Linked DNA regions of Homo sapiens: all the other regions are linked to region 1. Evidence: chromatin loops called from intact Hi-C (ENCODE). Cell type or tissue: CD4-positive, alpha-beta T cell. All regions are shown on one strand. Each heading gives the region's core, and the rest is flanking DNA. Links, peaks and the distances in the headings are about the cores only. Region 1 overlaps PRKCH (protein kinase C eta). Region 2 overlaps PRKCH (protein kinase C eta). Region 3 overlaps PRKCH (protein kinase C eta).

What was found. Hi-C counts contacts between places; a loop is a spot of excess contacts. Peaks named below come from ENCODE experiments on the same cell type or tissue, not always from the same donor. Only the 100,000 strongest peaks of a DNase experiment are listed, where the experiment ranks them.
Region 2: a loop joins it to region 1, with 2.5 times the contacts of the local background. A loop is called at or near these places in 8 of 110 quality-filtered maps.
Region 3: a loop joins it to region 1, with 2.0 times the contacts of the local background. A loop is called at or near these places in 13 of 110 quality-filtered maps.

What each region holds. Positions count from the first base shown.
Region 1 is chr14:61,381,921-61,387,758 of GRCh38, forward strand. The region is part of intron 1 of PRKCH (protein kinase C eta); the gene reads left to right. Among named protein-coding and RNA genes, the nearest start is that of PRKCH-AS1, 62 kb to the left of the region's middle. In CD4-positive, alpha-beta T cell, for the core only: no CTCF peak of the experiment used is centred there; a DNase peak (open chromatin) is centred at 3,541; H3K4me3 peaks cover 1,103 bases; H3K27ac peaks cover 3,978 bases.
Region 2 is chr14:61,449,726-61,455,563 of GRCh38, forward strand. It overlaps PRKCH (protein kinase C eta), which reads left to right. Exons shown (of 14, transcript NM_006255.5): 6 at 1,117-1,246; 7 at 3,501-3,628. Among named protein-coding and RNA genes, the nearest start is that of PRKCH-AS2, 93 kb to the right of the region's middle. RefSeq lists an enhancer at 5,039-5,208. In CD4-positive, alpha-beta T cell, for the core only: no CTCF peak of the experiment used is centred there; DNase peaks (open chromatin) are centred at 2,340 and 2,956; H3K4me3 peaks cover 300 bases; H3K27ac peaks cover 4,714 bases.
Region 3 is chr14:61,436,769-61,442,606 of GRCh38, forward strand. All of the region lies in intron 2 of PRKCH (protein kinase C eta), which reads left to right. Among named protein-coding and RNA genes, the nearest start is that of PRKCH-AS2, 110 kb to the right of the region's middle. RefSeq lists an enhancer at 2,505-2,874. In CD4-positive, alpha-beta T cell, for the core only: no CTCF peak of the experiment used is centred there; DNase peaks (open chromatin) are centred at 2,473 and 2,853; H3K4me3 peaks cover 1,180 bases; H3K27ac peaks cover 3,567 bases.

The sequences.
Region 1 (5,838 bases), core at 542-5,541:
CCAGCGTGGCATCTTCCCAGCATCTGAATGTTGGCTTGACCTTCGCTGTTTGTGTGACCTCACCCAATTCAGTAACCTCACTGAGCCTCCCTTTTTCCATCTGTGCAACGGTGATGGTAGTACTTCACTCTGCAAGCGGTGGAGGTGAGAGATAATATAGGTCAAGCATTTAGCAGTTGGCCAAGCTAAAGACATAGCTGTTGTTTTTGTTATTAGAAACACAGCCTCAGCCAGGCACAGTGGCTCACACCAGTAATTTTAGCACTTTGGGAGGCTGAGGCAGGTGGATCACTGGAGCTCAGGAGTTCGACACCAGCCTGGGCAACATAATGAGACCTATCTCTACAAAAAATACAAAAATTAGCTGGGCGTGGTGGTGTACACCCATAATCCCAGCTACACTGGAGGCTTAGTTGAGAGGTTGGCTTGAGCCCAGGAGATGGAGGTTTCAGTGAGCTGTGATTGTGCCACTGCACTCTAGCCTGGGTGACAGAGCCAGACTCTGTCTCAAAACAAAAAAACAAAAACAAACAAAAAAAAACAAGAAAAACCAATACAATCTCATTTTTCCTGTTAGGTTATTCATACAAACCTGTTGGAATTTTTTTTCTTTAGGAATTTGAATGCTCATTTTTAAGCCAGACAGTTTCAGGTGGAAGAGAATCATGAAATGCTTTATCATGTTTTTGTTATTTATCGCTAGAGTAAGACTTAGGAAAGCTATAGAAAAGAGCCATCCAGCCAAGAATTTGAATTTTGTCAACTTCTCTATTACAGAGGTTTGCTCAAAGCCCATAGAGTCTAGATGAACCTTCTACCTTTGCCCCCAAAATTGCTTTTTTCTTTTAATATGCTAGATCCCTTTGCTTATTCCAGGCTGAAATGAATGTTATGTAGCTAGAAGTTTCCTGTCTGTGATCAATTCTAATGGCTTTTGTGAAGGGAAATGGTTGTAAATTATTACCAGTTAATTAAATGAGTGTTTCTCTTGAGTCCTTTGTGTAGGCTTTTATCCAAGCCTGTTTAGAATCATGGAACATTACAGCTAGAATATTTTTAGACAACTCTTGTTTCATGGACAAGGAGACTTAACCAGTGATATAAGTACTTGCCTAACTCCTGCAAAGTGATGCCAAGGAAAAGCAAACTTTGGCTGAGGGTGTAGGAGTGGCTGTGCTGGGGATCCGGTGGGTACATCAAGCTAACAGAGTATAATTTCTAAGCAGTGAGCCCTTGTCATCCATATGTCACCGGTATTCCTTGGAGCCATCTTGGAGTGCTTTTATTTTTTACAAAGTGCTATCTTGTAGGACTATTCTATAGTAAATATTACCTTTCCTATTTTTATAGGTGAGGAAATTGAGGTGGTCAGATGACCTTATTTAGCTCTTAGATCAACTCAGCAGATATGTATTGAGTGTTTACTTGGTTCAAGGAACTCTGCGAGGCTCCTTGGGAACATAATGTCAGATCCTGCTGGAATGGAGGTTACAGACTTATTGCAAGTGATGAGATATGTGTATGAAAATGTAAGTAATTGTTCAAGGTATAGATAAGTGTTAATAATAGTTGAGATGTGAATTTTGAGACCGGAGGGATCAATGTGAATATCAAATCCTGGCACCAGTTTCTTCCTTCTGCTGCTCATGAAGCTGTGTCATCTTCTGTGCTCGGTAACCCATCCAACCTGTAGCCCTAGGAGCTCCTCTGGGGAGTCTTGAGTACCTTGCAGTTGTCCCGACCCTGGGAGTCATTCAATAAAGGTTCAAATGAATGAATAGATAGGTGCGGTGAAGAGAGACAGGTTTTCCAAGCAGAGAACACGGCATGAGCAAATGTGTGGCTGAGTGATAGAGCCAGGAGAGGGGCCTGACTAGGACAGCAGGTTTTAAAAAGTGATTTTTTTCTTCTTTTTGTATTTTAACTTTCTAAAGTGACAATGGAAGGAAGGGAATTTTGAAAACAAAGTTTGGATAGATTAGTGGGAAGGCAGCAAAAGGGGAGCCCAAGTGGTCCTGAAAGCCAGGTGGAGCAGGGTGTTTTATTCTGAAGACTCTCGGAGACCAGCGGAGGCTTTAGAGGGGGAAGTTGATGAGATCAGCACTTTAGAAAAGGCTGCTTTGTTTTTGGTGGGGTGTTCCATGACTGCAGGAGAAAGGATGAGGGAGGAGGCCTGCAGTGACAGGGATCCTAGAATGATGGAGGGAACGAAGGGAAAAACAGATGGTCACGGTGCCTCAAGTCGGAGTGGCTCCAGGATTTTAAGCCTGGGAACGCAGAAGAACAGTGGTTCTAGTGATTCAGTGATGACCACTGGAAGCTTTAGGAGGAAACATGGGATTGGAGCCCTTTAAAGCTGGAATTGGCCCCTTAGAGAGAATCTGGCTCAGGCTTCCCAGATGGTGGTCCGTGGTCTGGCTATATCAGAGTTACCTACAGAACTTTTAAAAACAGCAGATGCCTAGACCCCGTTCCCTTGCCCCAGAAAATTTAAAATCAGTAGATCACCTGTGGGGTCTGGGAATCTTATATTTAATCCCTTTCTGTGATTCTTTGGCAAAGAAGATTGAATGGCCTTCCTGATGTCGCAGATTGGTCAGGACAGAGCACCAGGACCCAGGTCTTCTCTAGCATTGCTATTACTCAGCCACAATGTGGGAGATAGGGGATAAGTTCAGATGGGGAGGTATAGTATTTGAGGCAGCGCTGATTCATGTGAGTTCAACACTGATGGCTCTTTGAGGAAGGGGTTACTTGGCATGAGAACTCAAGGGTTAGATGGCTCTGAGGGTGCACGTTGGGAATCATTCAGTCAAGAAATGCTTTCCCGAGTGGCTGCTGCAAACCAGGCATAGGATATTTTCAGTCCACTTCGGGGACTCAAAAGTGTAGAACAGAGTAGTAGAAACAACATAGAGAACCCTAAAGGCTGAAGTTGTGTTTATGTTTTCTTCTCTGAGCTGTTTTGAGTAAATTTAGGTGTAAGTTACAATGTATGGGTTGAAATTCATTATTTTGGGTATGGATGTCCCGTTGTTCTAGCACCATTTGTTGACACTGAGTTTTTATACTTTTGTTCATTTGTCTATTTGTATAGAAGAATCACATTTTTTTAAAGACCACTGTTATCTGGGTTTCAACAAGGGCCCAGGAGTTGTTCTTTTTACCAAGAGAAGTGGTCTGTAGGGGAGGGGGTTAGTGTGTTTATTGCTCCTTGAATGACTGTTATAGTAAGAATGCTAAGTGTGTTCATTTCTATGTGGGGCTGCCCTAGACTCTGACCTCAGCTCTGTTCTATTAGACACTCTGTCAGTGCATTAGCCAATGACATAGGTAGCCTGAGGCCCTGATTTGGGGAGCCATAAAACTGAGAAGGGGAGTGAATGAACTGACTGGATTTGCGATCCAGTGAACGCTATGACCTGGGACAAGCCAAAATATTGCAGAAAAAAAAAATGAAGCACTTAGGTTTTTATGAAGGTTTTGAGCCTAACCACTGCACGAGCACAGGATGTGGGAAGCAAAGCCTTATGGCAGCTAGAAAAGATGCAGAGGTTTTAGTTCATTGCAAGCTCAGCCTGGGTCACTGGGGCTTCTCAGAGCGCCCATGTATTCTCGCTGCATTGGTAAAGGGCACTGTCACTGTCAAGATCAACGTTAATGATAATCTTGCTCTTGCTGGTGAAAGTCAGGTCACACACTCAGCCTGACTTCACCCTTTAATGGGGGTGTGAAGAAATTGGGGCATGTCAGGAGGAAACTGACTAGAATGGTGAAGGAGGAGAAAATCATGTCCTACATGAAGTTGCTGAGAGTTTGAGATACCCAGGTCTATTTTATTTACTCATTTGTTCCACAAACCATTTTCTGTCCCCTTATATGCAAGGTAGGGTCTCCTTTGGGGACAGGGCATAATGACTACAACATGATGTGGGTTCCAGCAGTAGTCTTCATAACAGGTGTGGAGTTGCCCACCTGTCTGAAAGAGGTCTGGAAAGGTCCCCCTATACAGGTGGGTCTTGAATTGATGGACAAATAGGAGTTGGACAAGTATAAAAAGGAAGAAAGGAGTTTCCAGCCAGAAAGATCACATACCCCAAATCACTAGGCAATAAGCTACAGATGGGTAATGTGTAATTTTCATAATTTTGACTATATTCCCCAGTATGCTGCTTGATCCATAATGCGTTTGGTTGCTCTCTCAGAATAAATGAAATAACATACCTCCCTGGAGAGTGTACAAGAATTAAGAGATGGGGATACTGGTTGTATGCAGCTGCAGTGGTGGGAAGAGCTTAGGCTGAAAGGTAGGAAGGGGTTTAGTGTCTAGGGCTATGTGCTGTGCTAAAGAATTTGGACCTTATCATGGACAGGAGAGGAAACACTGACGGTTTCTAAGTTAGGAAGCCACATGGTCAGATTTTAATTTTTGAAACATGTCACTGGCAGCAGCTGGAGGACAGTAGTCTGGAAATAGAAGGCAGCTAGAAGCCCGTTCAGGGAGGCCAGATGAACCACGGCAGTAGGAGTGGAGCAGGGGTAGATCCAGGAGAGACTTCGAGAGTGGACGTGTTGGGATCTGAGAGCGATTCAATGTACCTGCTGAGGAGCTGGGCTTCTGGCGTGGCCTACTGGGTAAATACAGGGCTCAGGAGTGAGAGGAGGGCCAGGAAAGGGTGGTGTCCTGGAAGTAAGGAATGAGAGATTCATGAAGAGGAAGATGTCAAGATCAGATGCGGCAGAGAGATCAACTGAGATGAAGACAGACACATCTTTGTATCTGACAGTAGGACTTCATAAAAGTTGCTGGAGCTGTTTCAGTGCTGGTGGGAGGCAGGGAGGCAGACGGCAGGGGATAGCACGGATGTTAGAAGGCATAGAGGGATGTGATAATTGTTGTCGAATATTTGACCTATTCTCTTTGGCTGACAATTTGAATATGTTTTTTGAGTGCAAGTGATAGAAACCCCTACTCAAACTGGCTAAGACAAAAGGAATTTATAGGCTCAAATAACAAAAAAAAATCCCAAAGAATCAAGCAAGGCTTGATCTAAGGGTTTAAATGATGTTACGAAGAGCTGTTCTCTTTCTGTCCCTCAGCTCTCCCCTCTTTGTTGGCTTCATTCTGTAGCTCAGTGGGGGGACAACACAGGTGCCGGACACTCCCAAGTTTGTGTCCTTCCAGATTGAAGTTTAGCAGAAGCGAGATCTTGTCCCTTCCTTGTAGATCCAGGATTCCTAGTTGGACCTACTTGGATTTTTGTGCTCAAACCTGAACCAGTAGATGCTGATACCGGGTAGGGAGTTGTAATTACACTGATAGCCAGAGAGAAGGAATGTGCCTGCCCCAGGCCAGCTGTGCAGAGTTCAGTCAGTGCTCTGATCTGCTAGGCCTGCTCACATGTCCACTCTGGAGTTAGGGGCAGAATCCCAGATGAGCCATTTGGACTACATGTGAGGGAGGAGTAGTTCTCAAATAAAGCTCAAGTGTTATTCCCAGAAGCTGGGATGGATGTACTAGCTAGAGACAGTGTCCACTGGAGCTGTAGAGGGCGAAACTAAGGTAAATGAGTGGAAATTATTGGTCTTGCTGCGTTTGTATTCATAGAGAAAGATCTGTCTATATTGTACAGGAATGAAATAGGCCAGCTGTTAAGGTAGTGAATTGGTTGTCACTGGGGGGTATCTAAGCAACTACCGTGAATAAATGATAACAGCCCATCAGCAGTGTATAGAAGGAACAAATAACCTCCAAAGCCACATTTTTCAAACTGTTTCTCTGTGACACAGTAAGGAATACATCTTTACATTAAAACCTACTGTACCCTTTTATATGTA
Region 2 (5,838 bases), core at 413-5,412, 68 kb after region 1:
CCTCACACAGTTTTTGTAAGTTAAACAACATAGAATTGATGTGATACATATGTTAATAACTGTAAATTATGTTTCCTAAGTAAAAAGATTGCTGGCTTTCTCCAGCCTCTTAAGAAATTTCAGGGAAGATGTCTCTCTCTCTCTCTCTCTCTCTCTCTCTCTCTCTCTCTCTCTCTGTGTGTGTGTGTGTGTGTGTGTATGTGTATAAGCTTCAACATCATTCTTGCCACTCATATTGCATTCATCTGCAATAGGCATACATTTTAAATTCTAGAGGTAAAAGCAGATGGAGTGTTGCTGACATTTAGCAGTAGATTTGCAGAGGCATTGGAAGAATGACTCTGGAACACAATGGTTCTTTATAGTACACATATAGGATTGCTAAAGAGTATACCTAGAGGTATAAACCACAGCTTTTCCAAGAAAGAGGCCATAAAAGTTTCAAGAGGAGTAATGATTGCCCTACTCCTTGTCATGCATGGATCTGTTGTTATAGCATCAAATTGTGGTATGGACTGCAGAGTACATGCCTAGTGGAATTATTTGCTGGAAACTGAGATTTAACTCAGATTGTCAGATTGCAAATGCCAGGCAAAGAAAGGCTGGAAGAGCTGAATAAGTAGTTACTTTAATGTCACTTTGGAATAAATTCCTTCTGTGGTTCCATGGCCTCTGAGTCTCTTCTTTTTATTTTTCTTCCCGTGACACAATGTCTGGAAGAACTTACAGTGATAGCAAGTATATATAGTGTATAAAAGACCCATTTAATCCTGAAGTTAAAAGGTTCTGGGAAATAGATGGGGGTGTTAGGGGATTGGCAAGGAGAGAAATATGGCCTGAATATGAAAGATGAAGTGAAAATCTTAATTTTTATTTCTCAAAATGGCAAATGATCTAATGTGTTTCCCACATTTCTGTCTTGTCCTGTTCATTAGAAAATGTGTTTAGTCTGGTTCGTAAGACCTGAGTAATTAATCAGGGCTGAGTACAGTAAAATAATATACCTAGCTCAGGTGTCATAGTGACACTTTGCATTTGATGGGCTCCTATTACAGTTTTTACAAAGGACATTGGTATGACATTTTAGCTCTTGTCCCTTTATTTCCTTTTTTACAGATTGCAGAACAGAGGTTCGGGATCAACATCCCACACAAGTTCAGCATCCACAACTACAAAGTGCCAACATTCTGCGATCACTGTGGCTCACTGCTCTGGGGAATAATGCGACAAGGACTTCAGTGTAAAAGTGAGATGCTGAGGTGCTGGGTACCCACCTCTTCATGGGAACACTATGCCCTAAGCTTTCAGAATTCTGTGGACTCAGAATCTGTCCTAGAACTGATGGTTTTAGATATGTTGTAAATCAACATCTTAGTCATTTTAAACTTACATGTTTCTTGTCAGGCATGTAAAGAGAACTTCATCTGATGCCAACATTTTCTAATCATAGGACATTAAGTCAAATGGTATATTCAGTGATCTAGCTCGCTAGCTGACAAATACAGCCTAGACACTGTATTTTAATAGGTGTTTGGAAGAGAAAAAGATGGGATCTTAGTCAGAAATGGAAGATGGTTGAGTCAGGTGAGACACTAAAAAGAAAAAAATAAATAAAAATTTCAAAGAAATGGAAGTTAGGAGGAGGTGAGGAGGTGAGATGGCCAAATGAGAAGGTTGGGTTAAGAGTAAGAAATGGCAGAATAGATCTGATGATCTCACCAGAAATCAGCAGGAATGGAGTTGTCACAGCATAAAAAGAGCTGCCCTGGGTCTTGTGAAAGAGATTGGAGACAGGGGTAGAATGAAGGAAGATAAAGCCTTGATTGTAAGCTTGCATCTCACCAGCTGTGCCCAGTGGAGTGAGAGTTTGGAGCTTTGGCCCTAGCAAAGGCTCTGAGTGGGTGAGAGCTGATCCCTGTCCTGTTAGGAGTTAGGGAGCTGTTGGCCTTGTGCCATCTTGTATGGAAATGTAATGATCTGACTGCCGTGGGGTGCACCTGAAGCCTTTCTTATCAGACACACCCCAAGTCGCCAGTTGAGGAGAACAATGGTGAGGTAGAATTGGCATGAGTATAGCCAGACAACTTCCATTGACTGCTTGGACTTACAGAGCCTGCTTCTGTCAACAAAAAGGGGCCAGTCACTTGTCTTTAAGAAGGGCACATTCTTCTATCTCTGTAGAACACTAATAATTTTTTTCTCATAAAACCAAAACAGTAGCCAGCTCATGGATAACTTGTAGGGCGTTGGTCCAGGTGCAGCTTGATCTTAGCGTGACGGTCTCACCTGGGTATGGGTTCCCAGTGGGAAATCCCTTTCTGCCTTGCATTGTTGCTGATGCGCAGAGCCATGCATGGGGCTCATCTGCATTGTCCTCTTCCCTAGTGGCCTGAGGGTAGCACACCTGCAGCAATCCGGCTCTTGTGATTTTTGCCTTTATGGTCACTTGGTGGTTTTGAAAGGCTTCTGTAGGCTCGTGTGTCTTACACCTGTCTTCCTGAGAGGGGTGGGTTTCCCATGAAGCTTAAGTCTCAGGGCTCCTCTCTCTCAAGGGCACCTTCCAAAGCCCTCTACTTGATTTGGTGTTCTTTTTCTTAAAGAAGGCCTCCTAAATTATGTAAATTCAGGCCCCACAAAACCTGGATCTGTGTGTGCTTCCAAGATGGACTGACTCCATAAAACAGGAATGTGTTGCTTGTCGCTTCAGTTTCACCTCCCATCAGCAGGGCCCATGTCAAAAAACTGTCTCAGAATTTATTCCAGCTGATAACGCCTCAGATCCTTCATTGTCCCCAGGCAGCTTCCGGTGCCTCAGGAGCTTAGCTTTCTTTGCTCGCCTCTTCAACTGCCATTTGTACTCTGACCTTCAGAAAGTTTTAAAAGTTGCCTTTCCCCACTATGAAGCAGTTAGAACCACAGGCTGCAAATGCTGAGAACCACAGGCTCACAGGATGCCCATCTCTGTGCTGTGAGGCCTGCCCAACCACAACAATACTCAGAAAGAAAGCTGCAGATAGAGGTTTTTCTTGTAGAAACACCATTTCCATCCTGTTTGAACAGTGATCTACATGTGGCATTTAAACTGCTACCTTTTATTTCACTGTTGAGAGACAGAAAAAAATACAGTTGACATGATTCTTTGTTATTTAATTGCCTGTGAATTGCCGCTACGATAAAGGTTTTAATCTTAGATCATACTAAGGCAGCAATGCCTGTTACATGTGATTTAGATGAATGGGTTTCATCAAATCATGGTGGAAAAAATGTATTTGAAATATATTATTCTTTAGTATGCTTGCCTTTCTGCTTCTGCAGAAAACAGAAATAGATAAAATGTCAGGAACTATTACTAGTGTGAGCTTAATTTTATGAGAAAATGATACTGTTCAGCCGGTATAATTCCTCTGTTATAATCTTTTAGGCTATTAAAGTTCTCTGTTGCAGCACATGTTGAATTGGTTCCTTTCTGAACATGGATTCTGTTTTCCTTTTCCCTCTAGTATGTAAAATGAATGTGCATATTCGATGTCAAGCGAACGTGGCCCCTAACTGTGGGGTAAATGCGGTGGAACTTGCCAAGACCCTGGCAGGGATGGGTCTCCAACCCGGAAATATTTCTCCAACCTCGGTGAGACTTTGCTTTTTTTCCATGTCTCGTAATTTAGAAGTTGCTCAGATGTGATGAGCCCAAATGAGAGCATGTGGCCTCATCAAAGTTCCTAATCTTAGCAAATACAATAAACAGACTTATTGCCTTTCTTTCTTTCTTTCTCTTTCTTTCTTTCTTTTTTCTTTTCTTTCTTTCTCTTTCTTTCTTTCTTCCTTTCTTTCTTTCTCTCTTTCTCCCTTTTTTTTCTCTCTCTCTCCTCTCCTTTCCTCTCCTTTCCTTTTTCCTTCCTTCCTCCCTTCCCCTTCCCCTTCCCCTTCCCTGTCTTCATTCCTTTTTGAGATGGGGTCTTCCTCTGTCACCCAGGCTGGAGTGCAGTGGCACAATTATGGTTCTCTGCAGACTCGACTGCCTAGGCTCAAGTGATCCTCCTACCTCAGTCTCCCAAGTAGGTGGGACTGCAGGTGTGCACCACTATGTCAGGGTAATTTTTTATTTTTTTTTTTGTAGAGATGGAGTCTCACTTTGTTGCGCAGGCTGGTCTCAAACTCCTGGGCTCAAGCGATCCTCTCGCTTTGGCCTCCCAAAGTGTTGGGATTGCACAGGTGTGAGCCACTGTGTCTGGCTGAAATAGCATTTTTAATAGCAATTTGTTTCACGGATAAGATTGTATATACAGTTATATGACAAGAAATAATGAGCATGAGCAACAAGTAATAAACAGAAAGCAAAAGAAGGACTTTTTTCCTTTCTTTCCTTTTTTTTTTCTTTTTTCTTTTTTCTATTTGTTTTTTGAGACAGAGTCTCGCTTTGTCACCCAGCCTGGAGTGCAGTGATATTCGCTCACTGCAACCTCCACCTCCCAGGTTCAAGCAATTCTCCTGCCTCAGCCTCCCGAGCAGCTGGAATTACAGGTGCCCACTACCGCGCCTGGCTGATTTTTGTATTTTTAGTAAGACGGAGTTTCTCCATGTTGGCCAGGCTGGTCTCAAACTTCTGATCTCAAGTGATCTGCCCACCTTGGCTTCCCAAAGTGCTGGAATTACAGGCATGAGCTGCCACGCCCAGCCTTTCTTTTCTGTTTTAAAATCAGCTTCCTGTCACTGTGGTCTGGTGAAAGCCTAAAACCCAGGATCCTGGGTTATGCTTTTGTCTGGGGACCAGGCAGGACAGGTGACCAGTAACTATGGGCGTCAGCGTCCTCACCTCTAAAGCGGTTCAACTTGAAGATCTCAGAGGCTCTGCACAGCCCTGGAGTCCAGCAGTTCTGAAGTTTTGGTTTATGGATTGTGAATTTATCATTCACATTCAGCAGGAGACAGGAGTCTCTCCCTCTGGACTCTCAGGAGTGAGTGGAGTTGTGTCAGTTGCAGTGCACATGTTTTTGTCAGCACTCTCCCTGAATGACCTCCACCTGCTGTCATCCAGTTGAGCCTTGGCTGCTTCCCAAGCCCATGTCTTACTGTTGCCTTCCTGGTCAGCGTCTAGAGATGGGAAATAGCCATGTAAGATCTGAACGGTGTAGCTTGGTGTCCAGTTCAGGAAAATTATCGACTCAACTAATTAATCTCTGGGTGCTGAGGAAGGGAAGTGCAATTACTGTGAGATTCTTGATAATCCTGAAAATGTCAGCACCAACCACCTCATTTCCTTTTTACTGAAGGACTCCTGCCTAGTAGATCAGGGACTTTCATTGACAATTTTTTTTTTTTTTTGAGACGGAGTCTGGCTCTGTCGCCCAGGCTGGAGTGCAGTGGCACAATCTCAGCTCACTGCAAGCTCCGCCTCCCTGGTTCACGCCATTCTCCTGCCTCAGCCTTCCGAGTAGCTGGGACTATAGGCACCCGCCACCACGCCCAGCTAATTTTTTGTATTTTTTTTTTTTTTAGTAGAGATGGGGGGTTTCAACGTGTTACCCAGGATGGTCTCGATCTCCTGACCTTGTCATCCTCCCGTCTCGGCCTCCCAACGTGCTGGGATTACAGGCTTGAGCCACCGCGCCTGGCCTATTGACAATTTATTGAATTGCCACTACGATAAATGTTTTAATCCTTATATTAGATCATACTAAATCAGCAATGACTGTTACATGTGATTTAGATGAATGGGTTTCATCAAATCATGGTGAAAAAATGTATTTGAAACCTATTATGTAAAAAAATGTATTTGAAATCCGGTCTGTCTGTCTTGTGGGTAGGCGGGCAGGATGCCAATATTGTGCGGGGATTGCT
Region 3 (5,838 bases), core at 524-5,523, 55 kb after region 1:
TCATCTGCCCGCCTCAGCCTTCCAAAGTGCTGGGATTACAGGCATGAGCCGCCACACCCGGCCTTGCTGCCATTTTTAAATACCAAAACCTTTTGTTGCAGTCTTTGTCACAGGTGCTGGCACAAAATTCCTGGTACCTTCTCCCTGCTCTAATTCACCAAGTTCTCCTTCCTCTTTTCCAAAGACTACTAACATGGAAGTCTTCCTTAATTAGTTACAGGACTATATCTGCAACTCCTGTGATTTATTCGCTCAGTGCCCGTGTCACTGTCACCCACTGGTGGGGTGTGCTTGTTGTAAATACCCATTTAAATGTTTACATTTTCAAGTATATAAAACCAGGATTGTAAAATACCGTTGTATTTCCAGTTGTAAATAGCCGTTTAGTTAAGTTAGGCATTTGTTTATCACGCGTCCTAATCTCTGTTTGTGTCGTTACTGTCTCAGAGATCATCATCATCTGTGTTTACATTTTTATGCATCATTCTTTATGCAAGTAGTTCTTATTCAGTGTTTTTGATGATGTTAAGCAAAATTCTGTTGCTACCTTACCTCATTACCTTCCCGGGATATATTTTGCAGATATAAACCAATAATATTTTCTGGTTCTTTCTTGACTAGTAGCTTTTGGTTAACTCTAAGGTTTTTCTGTTTGTTTTTCTCACAGTTGTTTTCTCCCACGTGTACAAATGATAAAACAAATTATCTCAGGAAGAAGAAAAAAGACATTTGATAGTATATCCAGTAGTTCAACAATAGTCAACGGAGTCTGGTGTCCTCACTTCTGTCATTGGCTGCTTGACCTCACTTAACCTTCCTGTTAGTTTCTGTTTCCTCACTAGAAAATTTATTACTTTCTAGGGATACCAGGAGACCTGGTGTTAATAAAGGGCACAGTGCAGGGTGTGTGGAAGATTTTAGTGTCAGTTCTAGCACAAGCTAGCTAAATGTGTCTCGGGGTACATTAACTTCTCTAGGCCCCAATTTCCTAGGTATTCATTCTTCTTCTAGACAATAGACAGTTGAATTAAAAAATCCTTTCTATCGACCAGGTGCAATGGCTCACACCTGTAATCCCAGCAGTTTGGGAGGCCGAGGCAGGAGGATCACTTGAGCCCGTGAGTTTGAGACCAGCCTAGCAACACAGCAAGACCCTGTCTCTTAAAAAAAAAAATCCTTTCTATTCCTAGAACTCTAGGGTAGTGTGAAGTAAGGGTTTTCACAGTTACACTAGGTAAGTTACTACCTGTCGGGTACTTCTCTAATTATGCTGTGCTTATTAACTTATCAAGTCCTCAAATGGCCCTATGAGGAACATATCCTTTATGTTCTATAGATGAGGAAACTGAAGCATTGGATGTTAAACAACTTGCCCAGGGCCACCGAGCTTATAAGGGAAGAAGCCGTCTGCACACCCCAGGCTCCAGATTCCACAGCCTCAACCACCAAACTCTCTTGTCTGTCGTCATATAGAAGGCTGTTCTGTTTTCTCAGTGTAGCCCCCTTAAAGATAAGCCACAGTAAACCACAGTGCTTTTGATATTAGGCAAATTAAACTTGAGTTCAATCGTATGTTACACTGAATCAAAGTTATATTCGCTGTGCATTTTACGCCAGTAATTCTGGAAACTAAAAAGTGCCATGCCAGAAATTTTCTCTGATTTAATTTGCTTACAATCATTTTAAAAATGAGGAGCTGTGATCCACGCTTTTGCCCCAGGTTGGAATATTTTAGAAGTACTTTCAAATATATATTTCTGCTGCTGGGATATAAAACCATAAATTCGAGCAGATAGAACAAAAGACCAAAGAGGATGATGTATTTACTGTTTTTGAGTTAAAGTTACAACAGTTTACAGAATCACAGCAACCGAGAATAGGAGTTCTCAGAGACATACTCCTCATCCACAGAAGCCTCACATGACCAACACAAGTTTCAGTCCAGTGCAACTTTTTGCAAATGAAAACTTACCCTGGGGTTGTTTGGTGACTCCTAGTCACATGTGCTTTCTAAAGTTCTCAAAACAAGCATGGGGTGACAGTCCAGTTTTATGAAATATAATTTTAGTTCAGAAGAGATGGGATTTTAGAATAGTTAATCTTCATTATATTTGACATAATTACTCTGCACCCTGTGGATGGGGTGGCTTTTCAAAACCCACTTCTGGTGAGGCAGACCAGGGCTCCAGGCCAGCACCCCTCTGGAGATTGGAATGTGAATTTCCGTGCTGGGACACAGAGCCAGCTTCCTATTTATTTAGAGCCATTGGGCACCTAAGGAGCCAAACAGAAGTTGTGATGCAAGTTTTGGCTGCAGAGCATGTTAGGGTTGCCTGACGTGTCTAACTAAAACATGATCTGAGAGATTTCTCAAAGCCCTGGTTGATTTAAGCACCATAGTATTCAATAGGGTTTTTTTTTAGTCCTTTTAACTCAGTCCTAAGTAAACAGGAGGCGGTGCAAACAATGAGGAAGTTCCCTCTGCATTCCGATGGTGAAGTGGGGTTGGAGTCTGTAGGCAAGTGAAGAGCGTGTGGGAGAGCTGTTTCCTTTTGCTCATGGCAGCAGTCTAGAACATGGTGACAGTGAAAGTCATTGGAAGCCATGGGGGCCCATTTTCTTTATGTGACCAAATGTCTTGCAAAGTCCCAGGTGTGTGTGTAGGTGCATGAGTGTGTATGTTTGTTTTCTAAACGAAGCACACGTGCAAAATAATGTAAAAGGGCAGAGTGAAGTTTGTCCATGTCCCTGTATGAAAGTGCATGGGAAGTGCCTGGGGCAGAAGTGAAAGAGACACGGCCCCAGGTCGTGAGAGAAGACATTGAGGTGCACTCCCGGCCTGCTGTGGGAACAGTGGGTTAGCATGTCACCGGTGCACTCCCAGGCTGCTGTGGCAACAGTGGGTTAGCATGTCACCCGGCTTTAGGATTTGGGGGAGTTTGCTCAGGCTCTGAGGCAGGTAGGTTAAGGCTAATTTAACTCTTAATGGTTGGAAGGAAAGAGGGAAGGGCCGTTTAGGAAGGTGAAAAGGCAGGAGTGAAGGTGGCAAGAAATGATTGGCATGCAGTTTTTTCCTAAATCCTCCTCTGGTTATAAGGAATCAACTGGAAAATTGCAGTGGCAATAGCTGTTAAGAAAAAAAATAGGATTCAGTTGATGAAATATTAAACATGCAAGTGGGCTGGTCTTTTAACCAATCTTTGTAGTATTAAGGGATTAAAAAGTTAATTCTTGGTAATTAGATCCCCAGGGAGAACTTAATTTGCATCTATACATGATAAGTGTTTACTATTAATAATTCAAGACAAGTTTTGCTTTGGCCGGTATTGAGCTGGGTCTCAGGCTGGTGATAACAGAGGCTGGATAGAGAGTGATACCATTAGCCTAATTTTGTCATCTGCAAGCAAAGGAATGTTAAAATCTGTTCACTTCGTGGTTTCTAAATGACTTCTAGAAGTATCATGAGTGGAAGAGGGCAGTGTAGTGTAGTAACTTTTGTTCTTCCGCAGTCCTTAGAACCTGTCAGGATTATTGGTTATGACACTGTTCCCACAGGGTGGACAACAGGGGCATTTTTATCTTCTTGAGACATATGGGAAACTTAAGAAGGAAAGTAACTAGGCTGTTTGCCAAAGATTACACCTACCTCCAAACAAAAACTGAGGCAGGTATAATTTTAACTGTGCTGGAATCTCTGAAGATGTTGGTGTCTTGGCCAAATTCATTTGGACTCTTTCTGCATTTCACTCTTTGAGATCTATTGTGTAGACTCTAATTTCTTTGACAGGTATTGTCACATTGGTCTCCACAAAAATTATTATTGAAAGCCAGGCATGGTGGCTCACGCCTGTAATCCCAGCACTTTGGGAGGCTGAGGCGGGTGGATCACAAGGTCAAGAGATCAAGACCATCCTGGCCAACATGGTGAAACCCTGTCTCTACTAAAAATACGAAAATTAGCTGGGCTTGGTGGTGTGCACCTGTAGTCCCAGCTGCTTGGGAGGCTGAGGCAGGAGAATAGCTTGAACCTGGGAGGTGGAGGTTGCAATGAGCTGAGAACACGCCACTGCACTCCAGCCTGGTGACAGAGTTAAACTCTATCCAAAAATAAAAATAAAAAATAAAAAATTATTATTGAAATAACTACATTTTTTTTCTTTTTTTTTTGGAGAGAAAGTCTTGCTCTGTTGCCCAGCTGAAGTGCAGAGGTGCAATCATGGCTCATTATAGCCTCAACCTCCTGGGCTCAAGTGATCCTCCCTAGTAGCTGAGACCACAGGTGCACACTTGGCTTTTTTTAAAATTTTTTTTGGTAGAGAAGGAGTTTCATTATGTTGCCAGACTGGTCTCCAATTCCTAGGCTCAAGTGATCTCCCACCTCAGCCTCCCAAATTTCTAGAATTAAAGATGTGAGCCACTGCACTTGCCCTAAATAACTACATTTTTTTGAATGCTGCGATGTGCCTAGCTTTGTGCTAAGCTCTTTGAATGTGTTACCTGATTCAGTCCTTGGGAAAACCCTAGGAAGAAGGGGCCACCTGATTTCTAGATGGGAACCCTGAGGCTTAGCAAGAAAAAGAGAGCCGGTGTGGTAGGGTCAGGACTGGAGCCCGGTTTATACTCCTACTGACAGGATGGGGATGCCTGTTTCACCTCACCCTTGTTAAAAAGGACACTTTAGCAATCCTTTTAAGTATTTGCCAGCTTAAGAGGTAAAAATGTGATTTAGCTTCTGGTTCTTATGCGTCCGTCTTGGGTAGCATTGGACATCTTGGCATGGTTATTGGCTGTTTGCACTTACAGTTTTAGGAATTGCCTCTTCACATCCTCTGCCCCATTTTTACTGGATTGTTCATACTTTTAAAAATTGATTTCTGTGTATTATAAATAGTAACCCTTTGTCATGTGTTACAAGTCCTCTTCTCCCTCAGTTTCTTTCTTTCAATTTTCTGCTTTGTATTTTTTTTTTTTTTTTTGCCAAATAGAACTTTAAATTTCTTAAATTGCAAATCTGTGAACTTTGGATGCCTTTAGAGTTTATTATCCCTTTAAAAAAATTTTTTTAAGAGATGGGGCCTCAGTATATTGTCCAGGTGGTCTTGAACTCCTGGACTCAAGCAGTCCTCCTGCCTCAGCCTCCCAAAGTGTTGGTATTACAGACATGAGCTACTGTACCCGGCCAAGTTTTATTATCCTTATCTTATCCTAGGAGTATAATATTTTTCTGTGTTTTCTTATTGTTCTATAATTTCCTTTGTAACAGGTATCTGAGATTATCTTTGAAATCTTCTGTCTCTTCCAGGGTTTAAAATTTTTTAGCAAATTATTATTTCATGGTTTCTTAAATTTCCTTTGTTTCAATGATTAAAGCATTATTGAGGAAATAAGCTATATTTTATTAATCACAAGTCTCTGCATACACTAGAAAAATTCTAGTATAATTATTTGGAAGACATAATGATGTAGTTTTCAGAGTCCTCAGATTAGAAGCCACTGTTTTAAAAGCGTGAGGTTAGAAAAGGAATTTTGCACCTATTCCAGGTTAATTTCTACCTATTCCAGGTTAACAGAGGTGATCCTGTACCAATGGGTTTTGGACAGAGCTCTCATAGTCTGTGCTGTGGGCGATTCCCTCATTTAGTTTGCGAGGATACCAGAATTAAAGGAAAATAATGAGAAATGCTTATAGCTCATAGATAGACGCGAGGTCACAGACAGCCAGACTGGAGCTAGGAGACCATGCTGATGTCACATACTGCCCTATCAGAACCCTGGGAAACCCTTGGTCTGTGCTACAAGAGATTGGCCCATGATAGCCAGTTATAACCAGGCAGTGGG